Regions from separate parts of the Homo sapiens genome. Here regions 2 and 3 are each linked to region 1. The links are chromatin contacts, found by Hi-C or POLR2A ChIA-PET in ENCODE. All regions are on one chromosome and are shown on one strand. The core of a region is the stretch at or near the end of the contact, and the rest is flanking DNA. Distances in the headings are between cores, read along the strand shown.

Region 1 (4,997 bases), core at 852-3,351:
TTCAACCACTGTTCCCAAGCCCACTTACCCTGCTTAATGTTTTTCCATGGCACAGATAACTATCTGACAGATGATGGACAAACTAATCATACTTTTTGCCCCTCCAGAAGAAAAACTCCATCAGAGCAGAGACCTTGCAATTCTATTCACCATTGAGTTTCCAGAACCCATTACAGGTACTCAAGAAGTATTAATGGAATGAATGAATGAATTACTGCTGCTCATAAAGCATGCCCCTTTCTCAAGCCCCCACCCCTTAGCTTGAGCATCCTCTTTGCTCACCTAGACTTCTACAGCCTTCCCACTTGACTCCTCACCTCCAGGGTCTCCTCCCTCGATTCCATCCTCCACATGGTAGCCAAATTGATCACCAAAATTATAACTCTGGTGAGCCACTCTCCTGCTCTAAAACCTCCAGTGGCTCCCTATTGCCTCCCAAGTACAGTCTCTTCACTCTGCTATTTAGGAACTCCATGGTAGGATCATCACTCTCCCAGCTTTTGGCCTTACTTCTCTGCTTTTTGTACCTTCTCCTCCAGCCACATGGGATGGCGTCCTTTCTCTAAACACAGTTTCTTCTTTTCCATCTCTGTACTCTTTCCCATGCTGTCCCCTCCATCTCTGTACTCTTTCCCATGCTGTCCCCTCCATCTGCTGTACTCCTCTCACCCATGTGTACTCTGAACATTGGAATCCTATCCACCTGGAAGCCTCCTCCTTCACAATCCGCTCTCAATTCCCTCCACCCCCACAGCCTCATGCTGTTGGAAATTAACTCTCTCTCCCATGAACACCTGAGATCCTTTTTGTGTGTCCCTCCTTTGGGATTCATCTGAGATCGGGGTTCTGTGAACATACGCCTTCTGTTCCAGGTTGGGCAGCACTTGATCTCCCACCAACCCACTTATGCAAATACACTTAGTGCTGGGCCCTGTGGACACCACAGCCTCGCTCTCATGGGGCCAGCAGCGTGTCTGGGGAGGAGCATGGCAGCCCTGGGGCAGAGGCTGCTTCTGTTCTGTGTCCCCTTGGGGCTCACCAGGCTCCTGCCCTGAGGCAGAGGGACTAGAGAGATCTGGGCTCCAGTCTTGCCTCTACCTCTGACACTTATTAATTATGTCATCATTTGGAGTCTCAGTTGCTTTGCCTGTAAAATGGGGACAAATCTACTTCCCCTACAAGTTGCTCCTGTCTGTACACCTGTACCCAGGGAATTCACCATGGTCTCTTGATCTTAAAGCTCACCATGTCCCTAGAGAGTCCCCTTTTGGAGCTCACTGGGGACTGGCAGTCTTCTGCTCCCTGGCGCCCTCATGGAGAGGAGGAGAAACGTTCTGCCTTGCTGAGAGCTGAGGCTTCTCTTCTCTCCTCTCCAGGGGTGAGAGCTTCAGTGAAAAATGGGATACTTGTGAGGCCCAGCTCTGTTTTTTCTCAGCATCAGGAGGCTTCCTGCTTCAGGGGACCAAAGGCTCAGAGAGGCCCTCTGCAAGCCCTGCATTGGAGCTGCTGGGACATCAAATGGTCTTAAAACCCACGGAATTAATAATTTCAATGTAAATGCGATAGTCATGTGGATTAAATTTCTCTGAAAATACACAAGGGCTTAAAAAGCAGGGGCAGAGAACACTCAGCCCAAGAGGAATTTGTTTTCTCTTTCCTTTTTGTGTGTCTGCGAGTGTTGTTATTGTTGCTAGAACCAGGGGATGTGGAAAACTGTTCAGGATGTCTGAAGCGTTGGTGTATGGTCAGCTTTGCTGAGTTTGAGCTCTGAGTTGTGAGTGAGGTGGGAAGAAGGAGAAATGTTAAGAAAATAAAGTGACTGCCCCACCAGGTCTGCCCTCTTATCCTCCAACTGTTTACTGCGGGCCCTTGACGTTCAAGGAGGCTTACGGCTGGTAAACGGGGCATATCTCACTGGTGCCTGAGGTGGGAGTCAGCGGTGGATTCTTCCCTGGGGGCAATGCTGGGACCTGGATTTGGGGGCCGGGGCTGGGGAGTGATGTTCTTTCTCACTGGAATCTGTCTTACATGCTCAGTGGAAACAGCGGATCCTTGGGGGGTTACAGTCTCCCTGCTAGAGTCCCCTGGGAAACTCTTTCAAACATGCAGCTTCCTGGCCTCCCCCACAGCCCCAGGAGATGCAGACCAAGGCACGCAAGCTCTGCCTGAGGTGTCGGAAGCCAGGTCCATACCACAGAGGCAGGAAGAGCCTGGGTCAGAGGGAGCCTCTCAATCAAGTCAGCAGTGGCCTGCAGTGACTCAATCCTCGTTTCCTGTTTTACTGATTACAAAATATAATCGTGTTTTGGGTATTCTTTGATCCTGCCTAGCTCCCTGGGACAGGTATGCTCATTCCTATTTTACACATGGGCAAATAGAGGTTCGGGAAGGTTGGCAGAGGTTCTCCCAAGGTTCTTCTTCCACGTGGCAGAGGCTTCGCACTTCAAACCTTTGCTCCTGTCCTTCCTTTGAGGTTCACCCTGGCACAGAGCTGAATCAATACATCCCACTGGGGTCATGCTTAATAGTCAGCCAATGTCTCCTAAATGACACTGGCATCAACCTCTCCTTTCTAGGATCAACACCCATAGGGTCCTAGGTCTGAATCAAATTCTTGGAATGCTGCCCATACGACAGAGAAGATGGGGCCAGAAGAGGAAGCAGGGAGGGGAAAGCCAAGTAGGATTTGTGGTGGGATCCACACAAGTGGGAACAGAGATTCTAGAAAGGCCCAGTGTGCTCCTGTCCATTCTGGAGGGGGCTCAGCTCTCGGGGTCCCCAAGGCCACCCTCTCTGTTTCTCTCAGCTCGGCTGTGGCAGTAACATGCTCAGGTCCAGTGGCTGCAATGGGTGGGACCCTGCCCACCTGGGGCACCATTTCTCTCCCACAATGCTCCAGGCTGCACTCAGATAAGCAAAAGCTACCAGGAGTTGGTTCTGTCATATCTTTCTGCTCTTCTATGCCCAACCTCCAAGATCATGTTCAACTGCCCTCTTCCATGGAGCATTTCCAGAGACCCCAGGCACAGTGATTTCTCCTTTCAGAGTCTGGCTGGGTTTCTGCTGTGAAGATGATGCTGTGTTGGCTGCTCTTGGGCTGCAGGGAGATGAAGCTGGTGTCCAACAGGGGAGATGGGCCATGGGCCTCAGTGACTCCAACAAAAAGTGGGAAGTGATATGTGTTATCACAGAAAAGGCTTGGGGAGGGTAAGGTCATTTTAGGCTAGGAAAAGGATTCAGAAAGCCTTCATGGAGAAAGTAGCCTCAAAGATGCATGTAATTAATACCAGGTCATATTTGACTTGCATTGGTTTTAAATTATTTCAAGGGTATTAATGTTGCCTCCCTAACTGGTCTGTGACTTATTTGAGAGTGAAACCACGTTTTACTCATACCAATATTTTGCCGAGTCTAGTAAAATTCATTAACAGATGCCTAATAAACAAATATTGGTCAAAATAAATTCTGTCTTGGAAAAGTCAGTTCAACTTAATTTTTAACCTTTCATACCATGTAAACAATATGGATGTCATGCATCTTATGTCTGGGCTGGTTGAAAGAGGCTCAAATCCTTAATTCAGTCTGTCAAAGTAAGTTCTTTGAGCACCTACTAAACACCAGGAATTATACCGCTGATTTCAGGAAGTAAGATAATGATACAGGCAATTACTATTCAATTTGATAAGTGCTATGAAAAGAGAAACACAGAATTCTATGGGGGCAGCTTATGTAGTGATGGGAAGGGATAGTCAGAGAAAGTTTCTCAGAGGAAGTGATATCTAAGTTGATAAAAAGAATATGAAAGAGGGCTTTCAATTCTAGCCATAAACAACTATGTAAACAGCACAAAATATCTAAAACAACTATTTTCAGGCACTGGACAGCAATCAAGGCAGAGCTCAATACTTGTAAGAAGGGAAATACAGAAGCTGAAACCCTGTTCACCCCAGCTTTTCCTCTGAGGGCATTTTCTTTGCTGAAGCACAGGGAAATGGATGCAGAGAGTAGAAGTCTTGCTGGATGGAGGAAATAGGGATTGGAGTTGGGGCTGCAAAGATGACTAGGATTTGGGAAGGGCAGCATACCAGAAAGGAGAGAACAACAGGAAAAGAGTCTCAAAAGCTCTGTTGAAAGTTTCCCTCAGGTTCTTGGCTGACTCCTAAGCTGTGTATGCATAGTATGATACACTGGAAAATCTATCAGAAAACAGCCAATGGGAGCAGAGATTTTAGAGGTTGCCTCCTATTCTGGGAGGAAGGTGTTGGGGTTCATACCCAGTCAGAAAGGAGAGACCTTAATGAATACTCTGGGATTTCATTTGAGACCCCAGAAAATCTATGCTCTAAGAGTAAAGACCACATCCTAGGAATAAGGGCAAAACTGTAACATCCACAATATTCACAATATTTACAAAATGAGTAAATAATCAGGAAAAAATGGATAACCATGAGATAAAATAGTCACCAGAAGCAGACCAGAGATGATCCAGATATTGGAGTTAACCAGCCAGGACTTCAAAATAATTATAATTAATGTGTTAAAGAAAATAGAACAAAAGATGGACAATTGGGATCAAGACAGATTATTGTGACAGAATTAGAATCTATAAAAAAAGAATCCAGTGGACATTCAGGAGCAAAATAAAATATCTGTAATAAAGAGTATATCGAATGGGTTTAGCTGCACAATGGATACAGCAGAAAGCTGGATTAGTGACCCTGAAGACAGATGAATAGAGGATATCTAAATTGTAGCACAGCAAGAGAAAAATGGAATAAAAAACTGAACAGAAATATGAGAAATATGGCGAGAAGGCCTAACATACACACAATTCAAGTTTAGAAAGAAAAGGAGAGAAGAAATGGGACAAAAGCTATATTTTTAAAAATGAAGGTAGAGAATTTTCCAAATCTAATTAAAAGTATCAATGCAGATTCAAGAAGCTTTGGAAACCCTATGCAGAACAAATACAACAAAACTACATTTAGATACATCAT
Region 2 (4,997 bases), core at 735-3,234, 55 kb before region 1:
TTTCTTTCAGTGTCTGAGCACTTGCTGTGTTCCCCTTCTGTTTGGGGTACAGTGCTCCCCACTTCAGTGAGGGCAACATCCACCCCCTCATCAGAAACCCAGAAACCCTGACTCCACCCTCCACCTCTCCCACCCGTAAACCTGCCAGCAAGTGCTACGTGGTGGGTGCCAATTCACCAACTGCTCCCCCCTGCTTCGTCCCTAGGTGAGGCGCCTTCTAAAGGGCCTTCCAGCCTCAGGCTGGCCCCTTCAGCCCACCCCCATGGCAGCTGGCGTGGCCTCTAACACCACTCCACCTCTTGCTTTTGGGATAGTATCTAAACTCTCTAGCAGGACCGTGCTGGACCAGCCTCCCTCCCCAGCCTCTGTCCCCACAAGCTCCTGCTCCCACTGCAGTGCTCCCGGGTCCTGCCAAACTGAGTTATTTCTCTTCTCCAAAGGCCCCAGGCCTTGGCTGGCTTCCAGGCTTCCCTCTGCACAAGCTTTTCTCTTGCATGCACTCCCCGCCCCTGCGTCCTCCCCAGACCATCCCCTGCCATCCCTCAAGTCTCAGCTGATGTGTCACTTCCTGTTAGAAGCTATCCTTGACCTTCTCCACTCTGCTCCCTGCCCCTTTTCCATGTGCCTTCAGCTCCATACTCCTCCCACCAGCCCCCACTCCCTCTGCTGGGAGCCTCATGAGGGCAGGCATTGAGCCTGCTGTGTTCCCTCTTGGCCAGGGTACTTTGCCTGGCACACAGAAGGTACCTAATTAATGCTTATTGGATCACTGGGTAGCTTAGGAAAGGGGAAGGCGCCCTGTTCGTGGACAAGCCCTGTGTGGGATGGTTTATAGCCTTGGGTTAGCTCATGTGAGCCCCATGCTGCTAGGAGAGAGAGTCATCCTCATTTTCAAGGGAAGGAACCAAAACTCAGAGAATTGCTTGCCCAAGGTCAGAAGGCCGGTCACCTGGTCACTGCCAAGCTGGTTGGAACTGGGGTCTGTCTGACACCCTGGCTCATGATTCTGCCTACCCCGTCCATCTCTGGCTTAGCGTGTTTTCAGGAGAAATCTATTCTCAAGGATGAAAAGCTTTTAACTGAGGAGAAGGATAAAAAATTTAGAAGAGAGGAAAGGGAAATAATACACATGGGTGGGAGAGGGAAGAGATGTGCCTACATAAAGTAACTAAGAAGCGGACAGACAGCAAGTGAGGGAGGGGGCGGGAGAAATTTGTCTAAATATGTGGCCTCAGCTATGTGGGTCACCGCGATTTGGAATTCACTTAATTTAGCTGCCTTCAGCACTGTGGTTTCTCCTTCGGATGTTGGAGGCGGAACTGGGCAGGAAAAATGTCATAAATTCATCAGCAAATTCCCTCCAGCTCTCAAGGTCTAGCCCTCGATTCCCAAAAGAGCTGGCCCTGGGTGAGTGTGGGCAGGCAGGGTGGAGGGTGAGAGCTGAGCTGCCTGGGATGGCCTGCACCCAAGAGACAGGAGGAGGAATGGCAGGAGGGTGGCGCTCTGCAGTGAGAGGGATTTAGGTTAGACTCGGTGAGGAGCGGATTCTCACAGTGACCAGCCAAGGGCAGTCAGAGACTCAGGAGACAGGACTGTTCCCAGGCTCAGGAGAGCCGGCAGGGAGCTGGGGACAACATGGAAGGGCCTGGACAGCACTCAGCTCTGGCCTAGAGAGGGCACAGATGCTGCTGGTTAGGAGGAGCCCAGGCCTGATTTTGGGGTTATTTGGGGTCAGGAGGTGGCATGATGCAGGCAGCCCCACCAAGAGGGTTCTTGGCTTGACCCAGTCATGAATTTGCCATAGAACCCTGGGAAAGCCACCTTGCTTCCCAGGAGCCCAGTTTTCCCCTGTGCTGGAAGTGACTTGGGATTGGAGCCCTGTTTTCACCACCAATGACTCTTATAGCTTTCCAATTTGCATTCATCATTGTCCACCACAGGACTCTTGGCAGCACAGTCTGGTTGCCAACCACCTCCCTGTGGGGCAATGGCATTGGCAGCCTTCCCATTCCTCATTGCTTCCATTCCAGGAAAAGGGAAGCAGCTGGCATCCTGGAGGGCCCATGGGGCCTTCTGTAGGTGGATGCGCACTCCTGCCACTCCTGGCAGCATGAAGGTGGCTGGAGGAACATGACTGCCCTTTGGGGCACCCAGTGGTCCAGGCATGCCTGTATTTACTGCCCTCCCATTTGTCTGATCTGCCCCCTCTTCCCTCCATCCCGGCCCCAGGCTCCCCCTCCATTACCTGCTGGCCCCGCATAGCCTGGTGGATGGTGAGGCTCCGGTTGTTGTGCATGGTGAACAGGATGACCTTGCCCGTGTGGTTGAACCGGGGGGCTCCGGCCACGTACACCCGCCCCTGCCTGGAGGACACGACCGATGTGACTGTGTACCCTGCCACAGGAGGAAACAGGCTGATCTTTGGCACCGTGTCCTCAGCAGGCGTTGCTTGGCCCGGTGCATGGCTTGGCAGTGCCAGAGGATGGGCCAGTGATGGGGTAGGTTCAGGGCTAGCTGAGCAGATTCAATCACGCAGGGCCATAATTCCTAGGGGCAGCTGGGGAGGCCTGGAAGAGGCAGGACCCAGGAAGGGGGTTTGGAGGGTAGGGAGAACTCACTGCACCCCAGCCCCTGCTGGAGAAAATAAAGGAAGCCAGGTGGGACTGCTAAAAGACTAACTTGAAATGCACACATCCCTCCTTCACCTGCTCATGAGCACAGCAGAGGGCAATGGGGAGTAGGGCAGACTCTAGCCTCACTTCAGTTAATACTGGGGAGACTTTGTTTTGGTTCCCCACCAATCTTCACTCTTGGAGACTAACCAGGGTTCTCTTTATTACCACAAACGCCTGCTAAGTGGCTCACTGAGGACTAGAGTGTGAGCCGTAAATGTGGAAGGAGTTGGTCTGCTTCAGATATTTACATGGGGTCTCAGGGATTCTTGCAGCCCCAAAGCTTTGCAGACTCAAAGGTGGAAGCTCCTAGGCTCTTGTCAGCCCCATACATACAGCATGCCAAAGAGAAAGAAAAGGAACCCCAGGGGCTCTTTTGGAAAGGCTGCCAATCCCCGCTCCCGGTATGGCTGTGCCTGATCACTGTGAATCTCAAGTCGCCCACCCAGTACCCAGGAAGCAAATGTGCAGCAACTTCAGGCAACTCTCCTGAAAGTGGGCTCCAGCAGGTGTGGAAAGCCGATGGCATCCTAGAATTCCACTTTCTGCCAGATAATCTTGGATCCCAGATTTTAGATGAGTGTTGGACTTTGTTGACAGTTCCTGGGCTGTTTCTGGGGAACAGATGTCCCCTGCAATGCACGTGTGTGAGTGTGTGTGTGCACATATATGCGTGTGCATCTGCGTATCTGTGTGTGTAACACTGTCACTTGGGTCTCATTGGCTGCTTCTAGAGTGGCTATAGGGTGTACAGATGAGCTGACTCAGTGCCTGGGGGTGAACTGCTCTGGTTCCAGACACAACAGTTTTCACTCTTGAGGCTGTACTTTGGGAAATGAGGCTTGACAGGTCCATAATACCAAGACCTCACAAGGGGTGGCTAACATGGCCATGTATTTAGAGCAATCATAAATATATGGGTGGGTGGGCTTAGCCTTGTGGTGTAGGGCAAAGGTTTCTTCTGAGCTGAGCCCTCAGTGGCACTACTGTAAATGTTCTCAGTTGGTCTTGGGCTTCTGGGCCTGCTTGGAAGGAGGGGCACTGAGATGCAGTTTGAGGTCCAAGTGTCCTCTGGGCAGGCATGGGTCAGCATTCAAAGTTCACAGAGCTTCCTGCCTTCCAGCTGTCTGTGGGCAGCACCTTTGGTACCCAGGCAACTCTCTGGCCAGCAGGAAGGGCCATTCTGAGGCTGGGCCAGCCTCCCTGAAGGCCTGATGAAAGGGTAGGACCATGGCCCGAAATTTATACTGCACCCCCAGTGGAGGCTGGGAGCTGGCCTCCTGGTCTCCTTCCCCTGTAGGGCTCCTCTCCCTTGAAACACAGGAGGAATCTTCCAGCAGGCATCTCTGCCCCAGCAGAGAACCCAGACACTGCTCTCACTGGATGACTCCTAGACGGAGGAGGAGGAGGAGAAAAGGCACTCCCTCAAGACCCCCACCCAAGGCAGTGACTGTGGCTAAGGCATGACAGCTGGGCCTCATGAGTGTCCATCAGCCAAGCTCTACCCTATCAGGGTCTTCTGGGAGGGGAAGCAGGGTGGCTTTGCTGGGCCAGGGGGATATTCATCCTGCTGAGCTCTCACTCAGATATGTTCAGCTCCCTGTTGCCAACATGAAAAAGCTCAAACGTCTTAATCTGGCATTCGAGGCCTCCTGCTACAGTCTATCCCAACCTTCCCTCTCCTCCATGTTCCCACTTCTGCCCCCTGCTCCAGCCACACTCATCTACTTCTTGGGTCCTGAAATAACCTGGTATTTCCCACATGTTCCTCCTTTTCTTGGCCCTTCTTGGCTTATTTGAAATGGCCCCTGCGGTGGAGACCTGGTGTAGGCTCCAGCTCCTACACAGTAGGTCCCGAGTGTACCAGCTCGCTGGACCATGGCCAACCACATCGTTTCTCTGACTCACTTGGAATTAACCTCATGGGCCCTGGGACACCCTGATGTGATCTGCCTTGCTGTTTAATGCCTCGAGGCACCTGCACCTTGCACCCCTTCTTTGGTTTCCTCACTTCCAGCACAGGGCTGTACACTTGGGAGGAAACACAATAAAACACGAGTCATTCTAGTTTCTAGTTAAAGGGTTGCTAGCCTTTGTTCTTCCAGCATCTTTCCCAGTGTTTGAGCATTTGCCAAGGCAAGGACTCCAATCTTTCTCTCCTTTATTTGTGCTTTTATCTGAGCTCCTACCTCAATTGTGTTATAATTATCTGCGCACATGTCTGTGTCTCCCACTGGCCCAGAAGCAGCTTGAGGGCAGGCGCTGTGTCCTGCTTACCACGGCACTTAACATGGCACTCTGATGGCATCAACTGCAGGTGCTATG
Region 3 (4,997 bases), core at 887-3,386, 38 kb before region 1:
GGTTACAGGCGTGAGTCACCATGCCTGGCCTGGCATTTATTATTACGGAAGACTCTTGTTAAGCCATTTCGTTTTGTGGGATTGGTTTGTGCTCTACGGGGTTTACCTGACATAAGCCCAGGAGAGAGTGGATCCCCTCTTAGCATGCATTGCTTACCTTCCAGGCTGAAGATTCTGTCCCCCAGGGCATCGACAATGTCCTTCAAGGCAGCCTCATCAGTGACATTGAAGAAGTGCTTGTCATCAGGGTCACTGGCGATGTATTTGATTTCATTTAGAAAAGTTTCTGGATTGATCCCCCTGCGGTTGTAGTAGCCCAGGACCTGCCAGGGAACAGGGGCAGGAACCACAAACCAGAACATAGCACAGACTTTCCCATACACCACACGGCCTAGACCCTGGGGACCCCAGGGTGGGCTGGAGCCAGGGCCGGTAGCCATGAGAGTTCCTCGCAATGCCATTTGCATTTGGAATGGACTCTCTTTTAGGGGCAAGATAAAGCCCTTGTGCTAAGTTAGGGTCTGGGAGCTGGGAGGTTTGGAGGTGTATTCTAGTTTTCTGAGGTTCCAGACCCTCCCTGGCAATGGATGGGGGGAAACACAACCCGTAGCTTTTGTGGATAGGCCAGAGCAGTGCAGAAAGATCCTCAACTTGTTGTTCAGAAGATGAAATGGGAGGCTTTTTTGAGGGCCTGGACACTTGTGATACTGCCTGGAACTAGTCCCTTGGAGTCCCCAGGGATTTGATGGTAAAGCCTCTCAGAGGCCATCAGCAGCCCTTGGGCGGGCCAGGACTTACGGCCACCGCATATCTTGTTACGTTGTCTCTTTCGCTTTGCTGGATCACCTTCTCCAGGTCTGGGCTGTCGTGGGACTCCCCATCTGTGATGACAATCATCACCTTCTTGGCTCCTTTCCTTCCACCCTTCTGGAAAGCCTCTGAGCTGGAAGCCAAGCACAGGGGCAGGGTCATGAAAGGTAAGTGGGATTGGGGCAGCCCCTGACGCTCCTGCAGAGGGGCAGCCACAGAAACCAGGACCAAGTCCTCCTTGGGCAACCCAACAGGTGCCAGGACCTCAAACCAAAGAAGTAGCTGGATTGAGATGGCCAGAGCTACTCTTTCACCAGCTGCTCAGAGGGTTCTTAGATCTGTTGTTTTTAAATGAAATGTTGAAAAGCCCCTTTGGAGTCCTGACCTTGCTGTTTTGGACAGGCCAAAGGGATGAGGTGGACCTGGGAGGGGAGTTCAGGGGCAAGTGGCAACCTTTAGAGGCATTAAGTCAGTGGTTCACAACCCCAGCTGCTCACTGACATCTCTCGGAGGGAGGCTTTAAAAACTGTTGGCCTGGCACGGTGGCTCACGCCTGTAGTCCTAGCACTGTGGGAGCCGAAGGCGGGCAGATCAACTGAGGTTGGGAGTTCGAGACTAGCCTGACTAACATGTCGAAACCCTGCCTCTACTAAAAATACAAAAATTAGCCGGGTGTGTTGGCATGCGCCTGTAATCCCAACTACTCGGGAGGCTGAGGCAGGAGAATTGCTTGAACCCGGGAGGCGGAGGTTGCAGTGAGCCAAGATCGCACCATTGCACTCCAGCCTGGGCGACAGAGTGAGACTGTCTCAAAACAAACAAACAAACAACCAAACAAACAAACAAACAAACACCATTGATGTCCAGGCCTCAGCCAGACCCCTGAAATTGGAATCTCTGGGGTGGTGGCCTGGATATTAGTTTTTTTTTTTTTTTTAATTGAGACAGAGTCTCCCTCTGTTGCCCAGGCTGGAGTGCGGTGGCACAATCTCAGCTCACTGCAACCTCTTCCTCCCGGGTTCAAGCGATTCTCGTGCCTCAGTCTCCTAAGTAGCTGGGATTAGAGAGCTCTGCCACCACGCTTGGTTAATTTTTGTATTTTTAATAGAGACGGGGTTTTGCCATGTTGGCCAGTCTGGTCTCGAACTCCTGGCCTCAAGTGATCTGCCCGCCTCTGCCTCCCAAAGTGCTGGGATTACAGCTGTGAGCCACCGTGCCGGGCTGGCATCAGTATTTTATAAGGTTCTGGTGAGCATCCAGAGTTGAGACTCACTTTCTTTAGTACTGAAAACAGGATGTGCCAGGGTGACTCAGCATCCAGACAACACTAACCCATAAAATGCGTGCGATGAGGCCTGACAGAGCTCTGACTTCCTCACAAGGACTACTTTGATTCTATTTTGGGAAACATTAAATATCAAATTCCATGACAAATATTTCTCTTTCTCACTTTTTATTTTGTTTTCAGTGCCCAGAGCATGAGCTCAGCCCACCTATCAGGCAATCCAGCCCAGGAGACAGCAGGGCTGGCACCTCGACCGTCAATTGGCAGAGAGGCTCTTGTAACAGGCCATTGGGCTACAAAGCATGAAAAACTGGCTCCCAAATCACCACTGGCTTTTGGTGTCCCTGTGGCCGGCCCTCCTTTAGACCATGAGGTTCTGAGGGGTATAGACATGGTCTCACCGAGGAGTCTGGCCCAGAAGTTATAGTCTGCCAATAAGGATCTAAAAATAAATGTTAGTCTTAGACTCTGAGGTTATTCCTCATGGGTCTGACCCACAGCAAGGCAGGACAGGCCACAGATTTAAGCTCTGTAGTGACAGGTTAAAGAGCCACACGGCTTTGGTATCAGAGGTATCTCTTCTTACGCAGCACGCTGAGGAACTGATGCATACAATTTAGGAGTTGAGGAATTTACAAAAGCTGGAATACATTAGTTTAGAACATCTTCAAACTACCAGCAAAGAGAAAAAACATCCACCATTCTCTTAGCAATTCTCCGATATGCTGGATATGTTGCCTTAAAAAACCCACTAATTTTAGTATGTGCTGTGGACTGAAACCTGCAGAGGCACGTGCCACATGACGAGAGCAGGTTTCGAGCTCAAGCGCAACCCAGTAGCAGGAGAACTCTGCTATTCTTTCCAAGGGGATTCTAGATGCTTCCATGACTGCATGGAAGGGCCAGGCCCAGGAATAAAACACCCTGCAAAAAAGCATGGCAGGAGCAAAACAGGTTTTATTATATATGGACCCAAGAAAAATGTCAGGATCATATTTCCATAGAGTGGAATAGTGTGAATGTCATATGAATCTGTAATCGTGCGAATATCAGCATGAATCATCAGATTTTAAATTCGGATTCTGCACTGGGTAAAGGGACTTGGATTTGTTCCTTTGTAAATTAGATTATACATTCCTTGAGAGCAGCAAGAGCTTTATACTCATAACAGGCTCCATGGGCCTAGAAACCAGAGTGGCCCATGGAGATTTAGGCCCCGTCACAGCTCCTTTCTGCTCAAAACCTGCACAGGTTCCTATTTCTCTCAGGGAAAGCCCAGATTCTGACAACAGCTCACTAGGCCCTCTGAAATCTGGCCCGTTTCCTCTCTTAGCCTCTGGTCCTGCTCACTCACCCCCACCCACACTGGACTCTTCAATGGTCTGGAAGGCCTCAGGCACACCAAGCCTTTCTCTGAGCTGTTCCCTCCCAGCCATCTGCTTGCCAACAACTCCCTCACCTCCTTTCAAATCTCCAATCAAAGGTCATCCGTCAGGGAAGCCTTTCCCCACCACCCTGTGCATGCTGATTCTGTACCTGCCCTCTGCACCTGCTCCACTCCCGCTACCACACTCCATTCTCCCCATAGCTTTCATCTCTTTCTAGTATGCTGTTATTTATTTATTTATTTATTGTCTGCCCCTCTCTCTAGAATGTCAGCTCACGATGGCACGGTATTTGTACCTATTTTGTTCACTGATCTAGCCTTGGTGCCTAAAATAGTGTGAGGCACATAGTAGAGGCTCAATAAAGTGTTATGTGGACAAAGGTAGAATCACACCACATTGTTCAGGGGCCCTCTCCACTTCCCTGCTGTACATAGCTGCCAGGCTCATTTTTTTTAACGTGCATATCTGATGATTACACTCCTGTACTCAAGAATCTGCAGTGGCCACCCATGCTGGTTTTAACTACAACATCATCACTCCCACCATCTTTACATGGCTCACTTCCCACCAACATGAACCCCTTGCTGTGGTCAAAAGGAGCACATCTCTGAATGCAAATGTTCCTTGACTTTCCCTCTCCTCTGCTGTTCTCAGGGTGGAATGTCTTGTGTGGCACGTCTTCTGTTCACCTCTTTTTGTTGGAATCCCAGGGTCTTCCCAGGACAGGTCCAGTGCCGCCTCCTCCTGGCAGTTCTCCTTGGCCACTCCATGGGGGCCCCTCCCTCTCTCATCCTCACCGAGTTAGGGTTAGGGTGAACACTTGTCACAGCCCTCCCATCAGTGGCCAGGACCCACAGATTACCGACATCTTTATAAGCCCTCATGTTCATGGCCTGGATCTTTGCCCTTTCATAGGTGCATAGGAAAAAACATGCATTAAGAATAAACTGAGTGAGGACAGAAAACCTTTCACCTTAAAAGGCACCAGCTGTAGTTTGGGACTTGAATTTGGAAGTTTGGGAAGATCAGAATTTGAGGTGAAGATTGCAACCTCAGCGGTGCTCATGAGTCACTGATGGTTCAAACTACCTGGTGAGTCACACACGGATAACTGAGCAGGGGTTGGTGGGTTGTAAAGTGAGGTCCAAACAGTGGGCTTTATCCCTGTATGAGTCAGTTAGCTTCACACTGAGAAAGTGAGAGCTGGTGGTTATGGGCTGCCTCCCTTACCCAAGCCATTTCACAAGGGCCTGCTGGGAGTCTCGGGTCTCACCCCGAAGAAGGCAAAACAAAAACAGAAAAATGGCCCATTCCTTATGAGGATGAGTAAGACAGCCACCTTCACATGGAGAAATGCTCATTTAGGAAAAGCTTGAGCAAGTTTTATCAGCAAACAGAAACACGCTAGTTGAGCAATGACTTAATTATAAAGAGTTATGAGGTTGGAAAAGTCTTAATCTTTTGAGCCTACGAATTCACAATACTACTAAATAGTTCTTTTTTTCTTTTTTTCT

Evidence for each region. A loop is a pair of places that touch in the nucleus more often than their neighbours do. ChIA-PET counts read pairs that join two places held with the same protein, here RNA polymerase II (POLR2A). Pooled maps may share reads with other maps.
Region 2: a map of posterior cingulate gyrus shows a loop between it and region 1 (2.9-fold over the local background). The contact joins two enhancer-like sites. A Hi-C loop is called at or near these places in 5 of 168 maps with a recorded cell type or tissue (CD4-positive, alpha-beta T cell, breast epithelium, naive thymus-derived CD4-positive, alpha-beta T cell and 1 more) and 5 of 50 pooled maps. POLR2A ChIA-PET finds 5 or more read pairs at or near these places in 4 of 52 experiments (A549, CD4-positive, alpha-beta T cell, WTC11 and 1 more).
Region 3: a loop to region 1 is called in a map of endothelial cell of umbilical vein, with 5 times the contacts of the local background. The contact joins two enhancer-like sites. A Hi-C loop is called at or near these places in 2 of 168 maps with a recorded cell type or tissue (IMR-90 and endothelial cell of umbilical vein) and 8 of 50 pooled maps. POLR2A ChIA-PET finds 5 or more read pairs at or near these places in 3 of 52 experiments (AG04450, activated naive CD4-positive, alpha-beta T cell and activated naive CD8-positive, alpha-beta T cell).

Annotation. Positions count from the first base shown.
Region 1 is chr15:68,388,435-68,393,431 of GRCh38, forward strand. All of the region lies in intron 2 of ITGA11 (integrin subunit alpha 11), which reads right to left. Among named protein-coding and RNA genes, the nearest start is that of ITGA11, 41 kb to the right of the region's middle. RefSeq lists a silencer at 1,556-1,850. Within about 2 kb of position 2,102, at least 4 of the 41 ENCODE cell types and tissues checked have a DNase peak (open chromatin) inside an H3K27ac peak, as active enhancers do; they include endothelial cell of umbilical vein, where a contact is called at or near this core.
Region 2 is chr15:68,333,452-68,338,448 of GRCh38, forward strand. It overlaps ITGA11 (integrin subunit alpha 11), which reads right to left. Exons shown (of 30, transcript NM_001004439.2): 12 at 2,246-2,394. Among named protein-coding and RNA genes, the nearest start is that of FEM1B, 58 kb to the left of the region's middle. Within about 2 kb of position 1,985, at least 11 of the 41 ENCODE cell types and tissues checked have a DNase peak (open chromatin) inside an H3K27ac peak, as active enhancers do.
Region 3 is chr15:68,350,460-68,355,456 of GRCh38, forward strand. ITGA11 (integrin subunit alpha 11) reads right to left here. Exons shown (of 30, transcript NM_001004439.2): 8 at 799-943; 9 at 158-323. Among named protein-coding and RNA genes, the nearest start is that of FEM1B, 75 kb to the left of the region's middle. Within about 2 kb of position 2,137, at least 17 of the 41 ENCODE cell types and tissues checked have a DNase peak (open chromatin) inside an H3K27ac peak, as active enhancers do; they include endothelial cell of umbilical vein, where a contact is called at or near this core.